Regions from separate parts of the Mus musculus genome. Here regions 1 and 3 are each linked to region 2. The links are chromatin contacts, found by Hi-C or POLR2A ChIA-PET in ENCODE. All regions are on one chromosome and are shown on one strand. Each heading gives the region's core, a stretch centred on a gene start or an enhancer-like site at or near the end of the contact. The rest is flanking DNA. Distances are from core to core; before and after follow the strand shown. Region 1 holds the start of Atf3 (activating transcription factor 3). Region 2 holds the start of Ppp2r5a (protein phosphatase 2, regulatory subunit B', alpha). Region 3 holds the start of D730003I15Rik (RIKEN cDNA D730003I15 gene).

Region 1 (5,016 bases), core at 1,006-3,505, 210 kb before region 2:
GTCCCTCCTCCCTTGACAAGGAACCCCTGTAGCCAGTTCCTTAAAGAATCACAGACTTTGGCTAAAGGAACTCAACGGGACTCCCAGCATTAGAATTGTCTAGCTCAAACCCCCATTTTGTCATTGAATAAACTGAGGTCCCAGAAGGAAAGCACTTGCCTAACTAAACTCACAGAGATGGGTGTGGTCCAGTCCAGCCAAGCTGCCCACACCCACCCTCTACTCATTCTGCACTACCAGGAGGACCCATCAGTTAGTTCAATAGATCAACCAAATAAGCAACCACAGAGAGAGCTGCCTGCCAGGGGGGCAACTGAGGGCTGAAGAGACCCATACCTGGCACCCCTCATAGAGGAGGCTCTGACAGAATGAAGACCAGAAGAAACTGGTGTGCCAAGAAGGGATTTAGATAGCCACAGGTGCTGGGCAATGCCTTCTTCACTCTGGGAACCTGGTCAGCAGCCTCTGAAACCTCTTGATAGAAGCAACAGCAACCCCCACCCCAGCCCCACCCGCTCCAAGCAAGAGCCTGTATGTGGTAACATTATCCCATAACAAATGCAACATGCAAAACATGTGCTCCCTTCTTGGTGACACATGCCTGTAATCTCAGCACTTGGGGACCGAGGCTAGAAGACTGCCATAAGTTTAAAGCAAGCCCCAGTTACATAGGGAGACTTTGTCTCAAAAGAGTGGAACAACAGGAGGGGAGAATAAACCTTTTAAATAATCGGGCTTGGCAACTCCTTTAATTTATAAGAAAGCTCGTGAGCTACATGATTAAATCAAATAAAATGGCTAAGAGGAAAATACAGAAATGGGAGTTGAAAATGAGCATGGGGTCGAAGCAGGGAATCAATCCAACGGGAGAGAGCTAGGAGACAGAGATGTAAGAGAGGCCCCCTTTCCTGTCCTGTCTCAGAGACCGGCTAGGAACGCTGGGTGGGGGAGCCTCCACACTGAACATCCCTCCCTGGCTCCTTTTACTTTAATTATTTTAGTCTAGAAACAAATCTGTCAAAAGCTGGCTATCTGAAGCACACAGCGCACAGAAAGGTGCTGGGCGTGTGGGCCTGTAATTTCAGCACTTGGGAGGCTGAGGCAGGAGGATTGGCCGGAGTTTTTATGGGCAGTCTGGATTACAGAGTGAGACTCTGTCACGAGAATACAAACAACCCCCCCCCCGCACGCCCCCCCCCCCAAGTACAAGTGGTTCCACACCCTGGTCCCTCCACCCGCTTGATCCGATTCCTTCGCTTCCCTTCCAATACATAAAGAAACTCAAGGGCCGGTTAAAAGTCAGCCAGAGCACAGCAAGTCACAACAGCGAGTGAGGCTGGAAGTGACGTCTCAAACCTAGCGGTCCGAAGTTAGCTGGTGCGGAGACCTCTCGGCCTTCAGCCCCGGGACAGCGCCACACCAGGGCTCGCCGCCTCCAAACTTATCCTAACACACTTTCGCTCACAGCGCTCTACGCGGTCATGCTGCCCAGATCTCTGCTCCGGGGAGCGCAAGGCGACCTCCAGCGGCTGTGCCGGACCTCCGTTCGAGCGTCCGGTCTTCATTCATTTAGCTCGATACCGGGAGCAGCGCTTCAACAAGCCGCGGCCACTGCGCCTCTACGCGGACTTAGGAGGGACCCGCTCCGAGTCCAGGGTCCGGGACAAGAAGTGATGGATGGAAGAGGGGACCCCGATCGCCAGAGTGTGAGTCACCTCCGCGCACCAGCACCCACCTTCCACCCAGACGACCTCTCCTAGTTGCAAACTGAGAGCGCAACTCCTCCGTCCCTGGGCATCTTTCACGCCTCGAGTCAAAAGAGAAAGTTCGTTCTTTCACTTTACCAGAAACTTTTTACCAGCTAAGAACGGCAGCGGCAAAGAGCGGCTCAGCCGAGCGACTGTGGCACGGACACTAGGGCTTCAGTCTCCGGTGGCGCAAGGGTCCCGGGACTGGTCACCAGAGGGGAACTTAGGGTGAGGAGGGCAGCGCTCCTCGGTGTGGCTCTAACTCACCTCCAGTCTTCGCTCGGGGCGGCCAGGGTCCAGAGAGCGGCCAGAGGCGGGTGGTCTGTCCCGCCGGCGGGCGAGCGCCAAGGACTCTGCCGGAGCGCGGGTTAGCCGATTGGCTCCACTGGGGAAGCACCGTGCGCGGCGTCTCGCTGAGTGAGACTGTGGCTGGGAGCGCGTTGCATCACCCCTTTTAAAGCCCTCGCGTTGGCAGGGAGCCCGCTTAACTCCAGGTTACCAATCCCAGGCTGACGTAATGCTATTAATAGCTTCCAGGGAGAACTGGCCAGAGGAGGGGTGAAGGAGGGACGGGGGCGGGGCAAAAGGTGGGTGGAGACCGCGGACTTGGTGATGCAAGTGCGAGAAGGGGCGGTCACGGCGCGTCCTGCGTTCCTCGCACGCCCGGGACACACACACCCGCCCGCCCTCTATCTCCTTATCAGGCTGGGAGCCGCCCGGGCGCACCGCCAGATGTGCGTATTCGCCGCTGCGTGTTCCAGGCATGAGCCAATGGTGCCCAAGCCAGCGGCATGACTCCACCGCCCTGGCATCTCTCCCTCCGCTAGGTTGGGGAAGGGGGGGTGGTGGTGCTGGGAGGCGGATCCTGGCAGTGGCCCAGACTAGGTGAGGCTGGGAAGCGGGCACGACCTTTCTCTAAAATGTGTGGTCATTTTTCTAAAACTTCAGGAAAATGTGCCTTCTTTGACCAGCGGCCTAGCCTAAGGAGGGGGCGGGGAAGGGATAGCGGTGACAATCTCCCGCGTGAAGGAGGTGCCCAAAGTTACACTCCGATGAATCCACACCGTTACCCGCCACTGTGACCTCCTCTGCCGGGGACCCAGCTAGCAGCTGTGGGTTAACGTAGACATTCGGCAGCCTCGTGCTCCCACGCCCACGGCCCCCGAACTCGCTAGGAACCCGAAGTGCTAGTGACCGGACGCGGTCAGTTCGGTTGTTGTTTTTATTTTTAATAACAACCACAAAACGTTTTTAAATGAACAGGGAATTCTCCACGAAAGCAAGAGCGTAGAAAGAGGAAAGATTTGGAGAGATCAGAGCCACCTAGCGCAGGGATAAGAAAGGGCTGGAAAAAGGCGGCTCGGCTAGTCTGGGAAAGAGGACGCTTTGATCTCTACGCTCCCGGTTTGGGCGGGGGTGGGGGTCCGCCTGGATATCAGGAAAGAAAAACCGGCTCCAGGTTTCGAGTGTCTGTCTGCAGGAACAGAGGGCTCTAGGGATACGGTGGCCGGGACTGAACGCGCACCGCTTAAAGCCGGAACACCGAGCCCTCTTGTACTCAAATCTGGTGGCGGGAAAGGCTGGGCAAAGGACTCGATTTCAGGCCAAAGCCTCAGCAGACCTGGGTTTGAAACTTGAAATTAGTTTCCCGGTTCTGACCCAGTAATTCCGAGGGTCTGAGCTGAGCGCAAGACCCTGAGCGGGACTCCATAGCTCATCAAGGGTTACACGTGCACAGACTGCGGCCCAGGAATCGCACACCTGCCTGGCAGACTTTGGCGGGCACATGTGGGGCAGGACGCTGAGGTGTAAAGACAGAGGCACCTGCTAACGCCCGCCTTTGAGAGGAAGGCGATCAGAAGGTCACAGGGAGGTAGTTTGGGGTGTGAAGCAGAACTGACCGGTGCCGCTGCCTCCATAGCACCTACCACCCGGACTGTTACGGTCCTGAGGAAAGGTCGCCGACGGTAGTACAACCGTAAGCAACTGATGGCCCCAGAGACAGACATTTCGGGCAAAATCAAGTTCTCTGCACCCGGGTTCCTCAAGTCCAAGGCAGAGTCTCGCCCTTCACAGGCCTCTGCCCTCCATCGAGGCCCCCGGAGTCTCTCGGTCCTTGCTGGCCCGGGAGGCCTAGGGTGGTTCCATCCCCGGGATCCTCTCAGATCCTGCCAGGATCTGACGGGATTACAGCAGCATCGCGCGGGAAGCGCCAGGCTAATGTTTTGCTTTGGGTTTTGCCTTGGAAACGGCTCTCGGGGCCCCACCCTCCGTCTCCCACGCCCACACCCTGCTCCACACCTCCACAACCCGGCCTCCAGCCGACCTGCCGGCAGGTAAACCCCAGGCGTGTCGGCACAACCCCGAAGAAAGTCAGGTGCCTAGAAATGAAAGTCATTTGGGATCTCCTCCTACCTGCCCCATCTTTTTACAGGCTGCCCTGGAATAAATAAACACCACTGTGCGGTGTAACAGGGAGATGGGGGAACACACGAACCCCGCCCCAGGCCGCTGGGGGCCCCGACAGAAATTTTTATTGTTTTACGGATTAAATTGGCGTTCTATGGAGGTGGGTCTTGTCTTCAAGTGGAAGGCACGGCCGACAGCCTCGAGACCCCAAGCAGCAAGACCCGCTCCATCAGAACCGTGGAAGGATAGCGTAGACAGAAGTCGGCAGAGCTTCGTGGGCACCTGGTCATGACCGTGGTGCCCTCCCCCACGCCCGTTCTCCTGCTAGTCTAATCATTAGCTTTTAATCTCCAAGTCGTACCTGGATAGAAACTCTCAGTTGTTTACAGAGTTCTGAGTCTGACATCCTCTGCCTCCCTCTCTTACTGAAACCCTAAAAGCGATAAGACTCTCCAGGGAGAAGTCGCCCCCCGCCCCACTTGGATGAAACGCCTATCCCAGGCAAACAAAAGTCACTTTCTGCGGGACTCAGTCCCCTAGGCTCCCAGGAGAATCGTAAAGCGCCTGAGAAAAACGGGAAGGAAGAGCCCTAAGGTCTGGACCAAAGGAAGTTGTCAACATCTGAGTCCCCTCGCTTCTCACGTTACCCTGACTTATTGTCCCCAGTGTGCGTGCGCATTCGTCCATACTCCCTCAGAGGGGCAAGAAAAGCTCCCAACACCCAAATCTCTGCCCGACACAAAGGCAAGAGAATGCCTGTCCAGCCCGAGCAGGAAGCCTCTGGCTAACGGGATTTCAGGGGTTAATCCCCAGTCAAAGAGGGTTAAGCAGAAATTTGAATGTTCTGGGGTTTTTCTCC
Region 2 (4,962 bases), core at 1,469-3,968:
TGGTTGATATAAAATACTTGAAAGATCTTGGATGCCCATGGATATCTGAATCACTCCACAACCAGTGAGATTGTATTTCAGAGCAGTTAAGAAAATTTCTCTTTCATACGAAAGGGTTTTCTGCTGTTGTTTTTGCTAAAACCCACAACTGGGGGAAAATACTACTGACAGAAAAAACTCTCAACACGGTGGTATCAAGGGCACTGCCAAAGCACCAAGTAAGACAACTCCATTAAAAAAAAAAATCACTTTTCAAGCATTTTGACAACTGGATTTAAAGCAGTTTTTCCTGAGGATTTTATTTTCAAGTAAAAAGTTTTACTTCCTCAATCGAATCTGCATCAGTTTATCATGAATAATACCTTATGGGGAACACTATACACGCAAATTTCAATTTCTTTCTACTACTGACCAAATTCTGTATGTGAAAACATTGGCAGTTCCTGCTACATCTTCAACCAAACATCAGGTAACTTTGAGTCTGATTACTGATTCTGTGGATTTCTGTCCGTCTTAAAGGCAAAATCTACTACAGAGGCATCTCAAGACTAACCAGATGTTTAAAATTCAATTACTAGCAGAGGAACTAAGAAGTACAACACTAAGAAGAAGAAAACCACGTTAGCAAATTAGATACATAAGAAAAATGCTAGTATCGAGACTTCAAACTAAAATTAACAGGATAAACTAATGAAAAACAAAGGATAAAATAACTCTTAATTAAGTATAAAAGCTTAAACCTCTGAGTAGCAATTCACTATCCTAACAGGTAGGACAGAGTTATTTTAGGCTATGGCTGCACTCCACTGACAGTGCTGTATCAATTTGAACAATTCTAGTATGGTAAAGAGCAATAAAGCAACAAATGAGACACCACACACCTAACATAAACTATTTTCAAAAGTCTGTGTGATTCTACCAGTGGTATATCCTTAATTCAGAAGCACCCCGAGAGGCAGATGTAGAGTTTAAATGGGGTTCCAAGCTGTTGCTGGTCAACTGTTGATTTGATCTAGGGTTTTCTTTACACTCCTTGCCAAACTAAGTCAGGATTCATAGACTCAAAGACAAATCACAACCAGATTGGCCTTGAAAGGGATGCTGGATCTTTGTCAAAAGAATTGAAAAATCTGCTGATCATTTATCTATTTTGGCATGAGCCTTTCTTTTATTTCTTGGCCTTGTGACTCATTCTCTAGGTTTCTATCAGGTTGCAAAGAATTTCTTAAATATCTAGGAACATAAACATCTTTTCCATTAATGACATCTAGCTCATAAAATGCAAAGACGTAAAATTATTAAATTAAAAGCCAGTAATTCTCAAAGAATAAGCAAGAACGCCAGTAAACAACTCATGAAAAGCCTCCAAACCGGGTGAGAAAAGAGAGCCAAAAGGAGTGCCAAGCACTCCTGCGAGGCATTAGGCACGGATACCAATCTGAATTACTTACAAAACCTTACAAAGTCCTTGGAAGCATAGCCGCGCTAACCAAGTTCCCGTTCCACGGCAAAGAAATTACTCTTCCTTCATAACCTCTCCAAAGACAATCGAGGTCTTCTGAGGTATAACATTTACGTCTAACGAGACAGTAAGATCTGTCACCTGGTCCCGGTTTTAAGCTAGTTCTATATAGCTACGTCTAAAGGCCAGCTAACTCGGCAGCAGTTTGTTTGGACCCTGGATGTGACAACTGAGGGACAAACAGAGAAAGAGAAGAACTAGCTAAGCTTGGAGAAAACCAGGGTTGAGGCTCAGCGAGGCAGGGAGTCGAAAGACTGGACGAGGGAAGGGAGCGCAGGTACCTCTGGGGACCCTGAAATCGCCAAGGCAAGGGCAGGCGGGGCAAGCGCGCAGGTGGGAAGGGGAGTAGGGCTTGCCCCGGGAGCGCGGGCCAGGGGCGGCCGGGGGTTACCTTTGAGCTGGGGCAGGGGGTGCAGCTCCGCCTGGCTGCCCTGGCTGCGGAACTGCGACGAGCCCTGAGAGCGCTTCTGCCTCTGCGCCTTGCGCACCGATTTCCGGGTGAAGCCGTCCACTTTCTCCGAGGCCGAGATGGCGGCGCAGGCAACTGGTGCGGGCGGCGACGGCGACGACATCTCGGCGACCCGGGCGATCGGCGCCTCCCGCGGCGGCTGGCCCGGGCAATCGGCGGGGGACGGGCACGGCGGGCCTGCGCCCCTGCGCCCCGGGCCCCGGCCGCGCCGCCCTCGCGCTCCGCGAGCTGCTCCTCACCCGACAGCGCCTCACGGCCGCATCCCCGCGCCGCGCGGCCGCCTCCCGGGGCTGGCGGAGGGGAGGGCGGGGGCGCGCGGGCCGCACAAGTTGCTGACGCCCGGCGACGAGGGCGGGCGGAGGCGAGCCCGAAGTTTGGACGGCTGGGGCGAGCGCGCGGGTGCGGACGCCGGGCGCGCCTCGCGGCCCCTTAGCGCGCGGAGTCCGGACAGGTCTTCAGCGGCTGCCGCCCGCGCTGTCCGCCCGGCCGGGAGCCTCCTCCCGGGGCGCTTCCATCGCGGGTCCGCGCGAGCCGCTGCCGAGCGCTCGTTCTCCTGTCAGCGATGGCCCCTCATCGCCCGGGGCGGCCACCCGTACCCCGATCCTTGGATCCTTGGATCCCTGGAGCGTCGCCCTCGCTCAGCCTCCCGCGCCCACCGGCCGCCCACGGAGCACGCCCGGGAAGCAACTGCTACAACTTGAGAGGGTGGCTGGTTCGGGTGAGGGGGGACTCGGTGCGCGTGCGTGCGCGCTCCCGCGGCCCGGGGGAGGTCCTCGCGGGGGGTGGAGGAAGGAGTTTGACTGACAACTTCCGCGGGGTCCCACTAGCCTCCGGAGTCTCCGGAGGGGGCCGGGGCGGGAAAGCATGCCAGTGCCCTCGGCCAATCGCAGGGCTAAGCGGCAGACGGGGGTGGGGGCGTGGCCTCCCGGCTGTCTATCAAGAGTCCATAGCTGGGTGGGAGGGAGGGGCTACGTGACAGACGCGGGCCACAACCAATCGCAAGTGAAGGCAGTGAGCGGGGTGCCTTGTGCGTCACAACTGTAAAGGAAAGCTCTCGGGAGGGAGAAAGGGGAAACGCCGCGCCGCTGTCGGCTCTTGTGTACGCCTGCGCTAGGCTCCAGGCTGGGATTGTTCTCCAGACAGCGCGTTAAGAGGGAAACTACACAGGCAGCTCAGAAAGCAGAAGAGCGTCCTCCCTCTCTTTGCGCCCTGCTTACCAATGAGAACATGAAGCGAGGGCCGGGGTGCCCAAGAACACCAAGCATTGCGTCAGTCGAACGGGGGCGGGGCCAAGGTCGTGTCAGAGCAACGTGATTGACAGGCGAAGGAGCCCCGGGAGAGAAATGAGCTTGTCCAATCGGAGCGCGGGGCTACGTTCTTGGGCGGGCCTTCTCCTCTCCGGTCCTAAACCGCGTAATTGGTGGTTGGGGAGTCCATTTGTAGCTCCCGAGGTCTTGGCGCCGCGGTTCGCTGATCGCTGATCTCGCGTGGGGTTTGGGCAAGCTCGTCTCTACCACTTCAGAGAGCTCTGCAAGTCTAGGCCCTCTGAAAAGAAGTTTCCCGTTTCGAACTTAGCCCAAGTTTAACCTCTTCTGCTGAGGCCCTTCAGTCATCTGTAGTCAAGTTCAGATTAGCTGATTTGGGGAATCTCTTCCTAAGAGATTCCGTCTAAGTTTTATATTTAAAGCCAAGAACTGCTCATGTTAGCTTTGGGCATCCGTATGATGCTTCAACAGAAAGTGATCCCGCCTGCCCATAGTGCCCCCTTTGCTCTGCAGTCTCTTCTGCAAGTCCCACACCTTTTCCTTTTGACATAAAAACGGAGGTTAAGTAGGCTGGCCTAATGCTTGAGGAGGATCGAGAAGTATGCAAAAGTAGAGTTCTAAACCTACACTCAAAACATTTGCTTAACCAAATTATATAACAACAGAAGAATGTATAACGGAAATATGGTGTGTATACACATATTTTTCCACCATAAAGAACGAAATAACATGTAGGAAAATAGGTCCAACTGGAGATAATCATATTAGGCTGAATAAGCCAGTTTCAAAAACATAAATATCTTGTTTCCTTTTGCTTGCGATTCCTAGATTTTACATAGGTACATTAAATCAAGAATTTGCGAAATAAAAGCTAAGCATAAGAAGTTGTCCAAGGGAATTAAAGGGATTAATGGAAGGGGAATATGTTTGATGTACAGAAAAGACTTGTATGAAATTTCTAATATAAAATTAAATATAAAAAATAAAAAGTTGTATACAGCCTTCCCAGTCAAAGAGGCTCAGATTGCAACAACAACTAAAAGACCTTTCTCATCCAATCAGATTAAGTTGACTAGCTCATAATGTTCAAAGCTTTTTATTTTAACAATTTGCAAATGATCCACCCATCATAATTCAAGGGTTTCAAGATCACTGCCAGCTGGCCTTTCAAAAGGCCATTTTTACATATATTTCCAGATTATAATATAATTAGATCATTTCTCCCTTCCCTCCAAACCATCGTTCTTGCATCTTTCAAATTCATAGTCTCTTTTTCTTTAATTGTTTATGTATGTATATATGTATGTATGTATGTATAGAAAGATAGATATATTGCTAAGTATATAAATAAAACCTCTATCCTTATAATGTTACCTGTATGTGTATGTTTCAGGGGTGACCATTTGGGATTAGATAACCACTTAGTGTGCTCTTCCCTGGGAAAGACTGTCTCTCCAGTTCTCAGCTTTTCCTTAGTTGCATGTAGTTCTTTGTCTTATTGCCTGGTACCTACAGAATAGAGTTCAAATTCAGTCTGACTCCTGACTTGCCAGGCACAAACCCCACTAAGAATACTTTCTTCTCTTCTTCCTCCCCTTCTTCTTCTAGTTAAGGTACAGTATTCCACAAAGTGGTCATTCTTTCTTGATACTTACAGTTGTCCCAACATCTTGAAATGATCCATCTCATCCCCGTTTGTTGAACCC
Region 3 (4,882 bases), core at 140-2,639, 170 kb before region 2:
TCCAGCCTCCATAGTGTCCTCTCTGCTTTCATGTCACACATATACATGCATATACAGATTTAAATCTAGATTCTGCATATGACAGAAAGCATGCTATACTTTCCCCAAGTGTGGCTTAGGTCACTTAACACAATGATTTCCAGTTCCATCCATTTTTCCTACAGCAATTTTCATTCTTTGCTAGCAAAATTCAATTGCTGGGGCCAGAAGATGGCTCAGCAGATAAAGACTTCAATAATCCTCAGACCCGGAGTTCATTCCCTACAACCTACCTGGTGGAAGGAACGAACCAACCTGCTCTCTGATCTCCACAGATACACTGTAGCACTTGCTCCCATACTCACCCACATACATGTAAATAAATAATTTTTAAAATCCCATACATGTATACATATAGAACGCATGTTCTTTAACCATGTATCTGTTGATTGCCATCTGGGTTAGTTCTTTATTTAGCTATTGTGAATAGTGCAGCAATAAACTTGGGTGTATTGGTGTCTTTGTGATGTGCTGACTTAGAATTCCTCCGGATTTATCAATTTGTATGTGTGCGCGTGCATGTGCTTGTGCACGCGAACTGCTTAAGACCCTCTATTCCTCACAGGCCACAAGATCTCAGGCAGGTGATCTCCCCTGAATGAAAGTAAGAAAGCTCACTGCAGGTGCCTGCACCAAGAAGTGGCTGCCCTGCAGTCTTTTCCTGGGCACCTGGGGCTGCCTGGGCTTTCTCCATCTCCTGGTGGGCACAAAGATGTTTGACCACAGACTCCACGTATCGGAGCAAAACCGAAATCACAGAAGCATGATGGACAGGAGACAGGGCAGGTCACACAGGTATGGAGACTAAGGACAGGAATGGTTAGCTTCTAAATGTCCACGCTGAGGACTTCCCGTGTGTCTGGCGTGAGTAGCCAGAAGACGGACTGTGACCACCTGCCATTGTCCCACTGGGCTCCCTTCCCACAGTGCGACCTCTCCGAAACTGTTCTTGGCATGACCGTGACCACAGTGGATGGCTCAGGACTGAGAAGCAAGGCCTGCCTCGGGCAGCTCTGGCCCTAATGGGCCAGCCCAGGTCTCTTAAGCACAGCCTCTCCAGTTCCAGAAAACTCATGGGTAGGCTCCACAGGGCTGGGCCCTAGGTCAGCCAAACTTTAGCACGAAAAAAATGAAAATTCTGGAGCCAGCCCTATGGCAATGATTAAGAGCTTGACGATGGTCAGCTCTGTGACCTGGACAGCATACTTTTTGTTTGAGGTGACCGAACGGGTGCAGTGCGAGCTACGGCCCCTTTAAGACAGCGAAACTCGAACTTTCTATCCCGGCTTCTCGGCAGCGCGCTTACGTCACAGCGTTCTCCGTGAAGGGGCGGGGCTGATGACTCACGCAGTCGGGCCTCCGCCCTTCCGGGCCGCGCGCACGTGAGCGCGCCGCTCCGCCTGTCTAATTTTAGCTCTGAGGTGTCAGGGTCGTGCGAGGTGAGGCGGCGGGGTCGCAACGGGCTCGGGTGGGGTCCTCACGTGACTCCGTGAGGCGGCATGCTCAGGTGGGGGTTCCCCTCAGGACTGGGGGGCCGGAGTCACGTGAGGTGAGGCGGGTCGTGATGGGTTTGGGTAAGGGTCCCCTCGCGACGAGGATGGGGTTGCATGAGGTGAGGCGGCAAGCCCTGGTCCTCTTGGTGAGCGGGGTCTTCAGGTCACGTGAAGTGACTGCACAAGGTCTCCACAGCTCGGACACGGGACCCCTCAGGAGTGGGTCGCCAGGTTCATCTGAGGTGAGGCGTTGTGTGGGGTGTCCTCTCCGGGTCACGTAGGTGCACCCGTGGGGTCAGTCGGCAGAGCCCGGGGCAGCTGAGCCCGACTGTGTGGACAGCCCTTGCACTGCAGGTCCAGAGCGATGTCAGTCAGAGAGGTGTGGCATCTGGGTCTGTGGGCCACACCTCTTTCAACCGAAGCAAGTTCTAGAAAGTCCCCTGGTGGGTGAAACTTATCAGAGTTCAAGTTTAGGTAGTGTTGGGTTGTAATGAAAACTTGTGAAGAGCGAGAGTAAACGTGGTGGCTGACCCTGCGACCAGCTGAGGAGACCCTGGCCCGGGGTCTTACTAAGGGGCTTCCGATCTCTGTATCTTCCCTGCTGAACTCAAGATGGTTTCCTGCATGTCTGTGAGGAGTGGAGGAGGACATGTCTGTCATCCAGAGTAACCGGGTCAAGGATGTGTGGTTAGATTGGAAAGGAAGACATCTGCTTGCATCAGCTCAACTTTGAAGACAGGGGGTGCACTGACCCCCACCCTCTCTCCCATCTCACATGAGGATGACCAGAGAGGGTTGGTGTTCGAGATTTGCCATAATGTGTGGGATCAGGAACCAGATAAAAGTTTAGTGTTGAAGAAATGAATGCCAGGCACCTTGTAAAATTGGCACCGCAGCCCTGTCATCAGAAAGTGAGCTGTTCTTTTGACACACAGAGTTGTTTGCCATGTCACAGTGACCTGCATTCTGTTAGTGAGGGAGCCTCAGGTTTCACATGGGTTGTCTCTGTATAAGCTGTAAAATGATAGCCTCTGGCCTTTATGGTATTGGGAAACTTGAAGTGTTTAATGATAAAAGTGGTTTCTAATGGTTGAGTGCTTCAGTTTCTTCTTTCCAACCCCCTATCCCCACTTTTTAAAAGAAAGGTTAATCGTGGAGAATGTGACAAGAATGAGAGAATCTGGTGTGTTCTTTCGTTTGCATTCCAAAAATAAATACAACCCTTCTGAGTTCATATGCAAACATGGATGTGCAAACATTTTAGAACTTTAGTCCCTGTAATTATCCACCTCTAACCAGTTTAAAGGACCTGAAGGTTGGGCTGGAAAGATGACTTAGCAGTTAAGAGCACTGGCTGCTCTTCCAGAGGACCACATGGCAACTCACAGCTGTCTGTAACCCCTGTTCCAGGGGACCAACTCCCTCATACATGCAGGCAAAACACAATGTACATAAAATAAAAATATTAGAAAAGACTTGAAGATTAAAATCCAGTATTGGCATTTTATATAGCAATAGCTGGCTCTTGACCAGTGTTTCAACCTTTCTAATGTCGTGACCCTTTAATACAGATTGTGGTGTTGTAACCCCCACCATAAAATTATTTTTGTTGGTCGTTCATAACTAATTTTGCTACTGGTATGATTCATGATGTAAATATATGATTTGCAAGATATCTAATATGCAACCCCTGGAAGGGTAGTTCAACCCCCAAAGGGGTCTTAACTCCCAGGTTGAGAACCACTGCTCTTGATCCTATTTTTTTTCTTTTTTTTAATTAGGTATTTTCTTCATTTACATTTCCAATGCTATCCCAAAAGTCCCCCATACCCTCCTCCCCACTCCCCTCCCCCCAACTTGATCCTATTTTTTATGCATGCTATTGAGAATTAAACCAAGGGCTTCATTGTATTCTACACTAAATTGTACCTTGAGCTGCCTTTTTATTATTTTATTATTTATCTCAGTTTTATTGTTGAGAAACTCTTTTACATTTAGGAGCTAAATGTGGTTTCCATCAAAACTGTAAGGTATTCAAGGGAGTTTAGAGGACACCAATCCTTCCATTCACTGTACAAGTAAGGAAACAGACTCAGGAGACAGATAGCTTGTTGGTAATCATGTGCCTAGTTACTACCAAAACCAGGTCTGTGCCCAGCTGCTCAGTGCTGTACTTATTTCCATGTGCTATGCTCTGATGGCCAGGTCATTGAGCCATGGAGAATGTACGTTCCTCATGACAGAGTTCAGATGCACAGCACTTGGTAGGCAGAGGTAGGAGCGTCTCTAACAACAAAATGAAAAGCACATTAGTCAAGTAAGGGCCTATTTAAATCTAATAGGATTTTTTTTTTCTGTTTCTCTTCTTTAAAAAAAATCTAATGATTCTATTTAGAAGTTTCACTCTGTGTTCTCAAATCATACATTAGGCAGTCTCTAAAATATAATCAGTGAGGAACAACTCAGCCAGAGCATATCTTAATCATCTTCTGTCACTCACCTTTATAAAACAGTTGTAGGCACATTATAATCCTTTTCAATAAAATGTTCAAGTGCATTATAGCATTTATATTGGAGCATAACTTCTCCATTTTTAGTCAGGTCTTCCTAGGTAGCCCAGGCTGGCCTCTTAACTAGTGATCCTCTTGCCCCAACCTCCAGAGTGTTAGAATTATAAGCCTGCGCAGAAAATTCGTTTTGAAATCTAATCTAGAGTGAAATGCTTTTCAGCTATTTATACTTGGAAATATGGGACAACTAGATAGTCTTTAGTGACAAAGATGGGAACAGAAAATTCCTAGCCAGAAAAAATGTCTCATACTTGTAATGTGGAGGTGGAGGCAGAAGGATCAGGGGTCAGGGTCATCCTCAGCTACATAGCCATTTTGAGAATAGACTGGGCTACATGAGGGCTCTGTGTGTGTGTGTGTGTGTGTGTGTGTGTGTGTGTGTGTGTATGTATGTAGGTATGTGTGTGTTTGTGTGTATGTGTGTGTGTATGTGTGTTTTAACGAGGATGGGAAGAGACTGGGGTAGTGGCTCAGTGAGTTAAAGGTGCTTGCCATGCAAACATGATGACCGACCAGCTCAATCTCAGATCCTTCTGTGGTGGGAGAGAACCAACTCTTCCAGGTTGCCCTCCAACCTTCATGTGCACTCACACAGAGTAATACTTTTTTAATGCTAAGCATGGATTATATAAGGAACCAAAACAAGAAAACATACCAAAAGTGGAACATAGGTCAAAGCCAATAGAGGAGTGAAGCAGAACAGAAAGAGTGATAACCACAGAAAACCCAAACCAGGGAATGACAGTAAAATTACAGAAGATGGAGATATTACAAATTCTT

What was found. Hi-C counts contacts between places; a loop is a spot of excess contacts on that map. ChIA-PET counts read pairs that join two places held with the same protein, here RNA polymerase II (POLR2A).
Region 1: a loop to region 2 is called in a map of heart, with 11 times the contacts of the local background. The contact joins the promoter of Atf3 here to the promoter of Ppp2r5a in region 2. A Hi-C loop is called at or near these places in 1 of 37 maps with a recorded cell type or tissue (heart). POLR2A ChIA-PET finds 5 or more read pairs at or near these places in 3 of 5 experiments (Patski and embryonic stem cell).
Region 3: a loop to region 2 is called in a map of heart, with 2.1 times the contacts of the local background. The contact joins the promoter of D730003I15Rik here to the promoter of Ppp2r5a in region 2. A Hi-C loop is called at or near these places in 1 of 37 maps with a recorded cell type or tissue (heart). POLR2A ChIA-PET finds 5 or more read pairs at or near these places in 2 of 5 experiments (both embryonic stem cell).

What each region holds. Positions count from the first base shown.
Region 1 is chr1:191,181,078-191,186,093 of GRCm38, forward strand. Atf3 (activating transcription factor 3) reads right to left here and starts at 2,256. Exons shown (of 4, transcript NM_007498.3): 1 at 2,016-2,256.
Region 2 is chr1:191,394,323-191,399,284 of GRCm38, forward strand. It overlaps Ppp2r5a (protein phosphatase 2, regulatory subunit B', alpha), which reads right to left and starts at 2,719. Exons shown (of 13, transcript NM_144880.4): 1 at 1,914-2,719. The coding sequence starts at 2,094.
Region 3 is chr1:191,223,065-191,227,946 of GRCm38, forward strand. D730003I15Rik (RIKEN cDNA D730003I15 gene) reads left to right here and starts at 1,390. Exons shown (of 2, transcript NR_151547.1): 1 at 1,390-1,478; 2 at 2,145-2,623.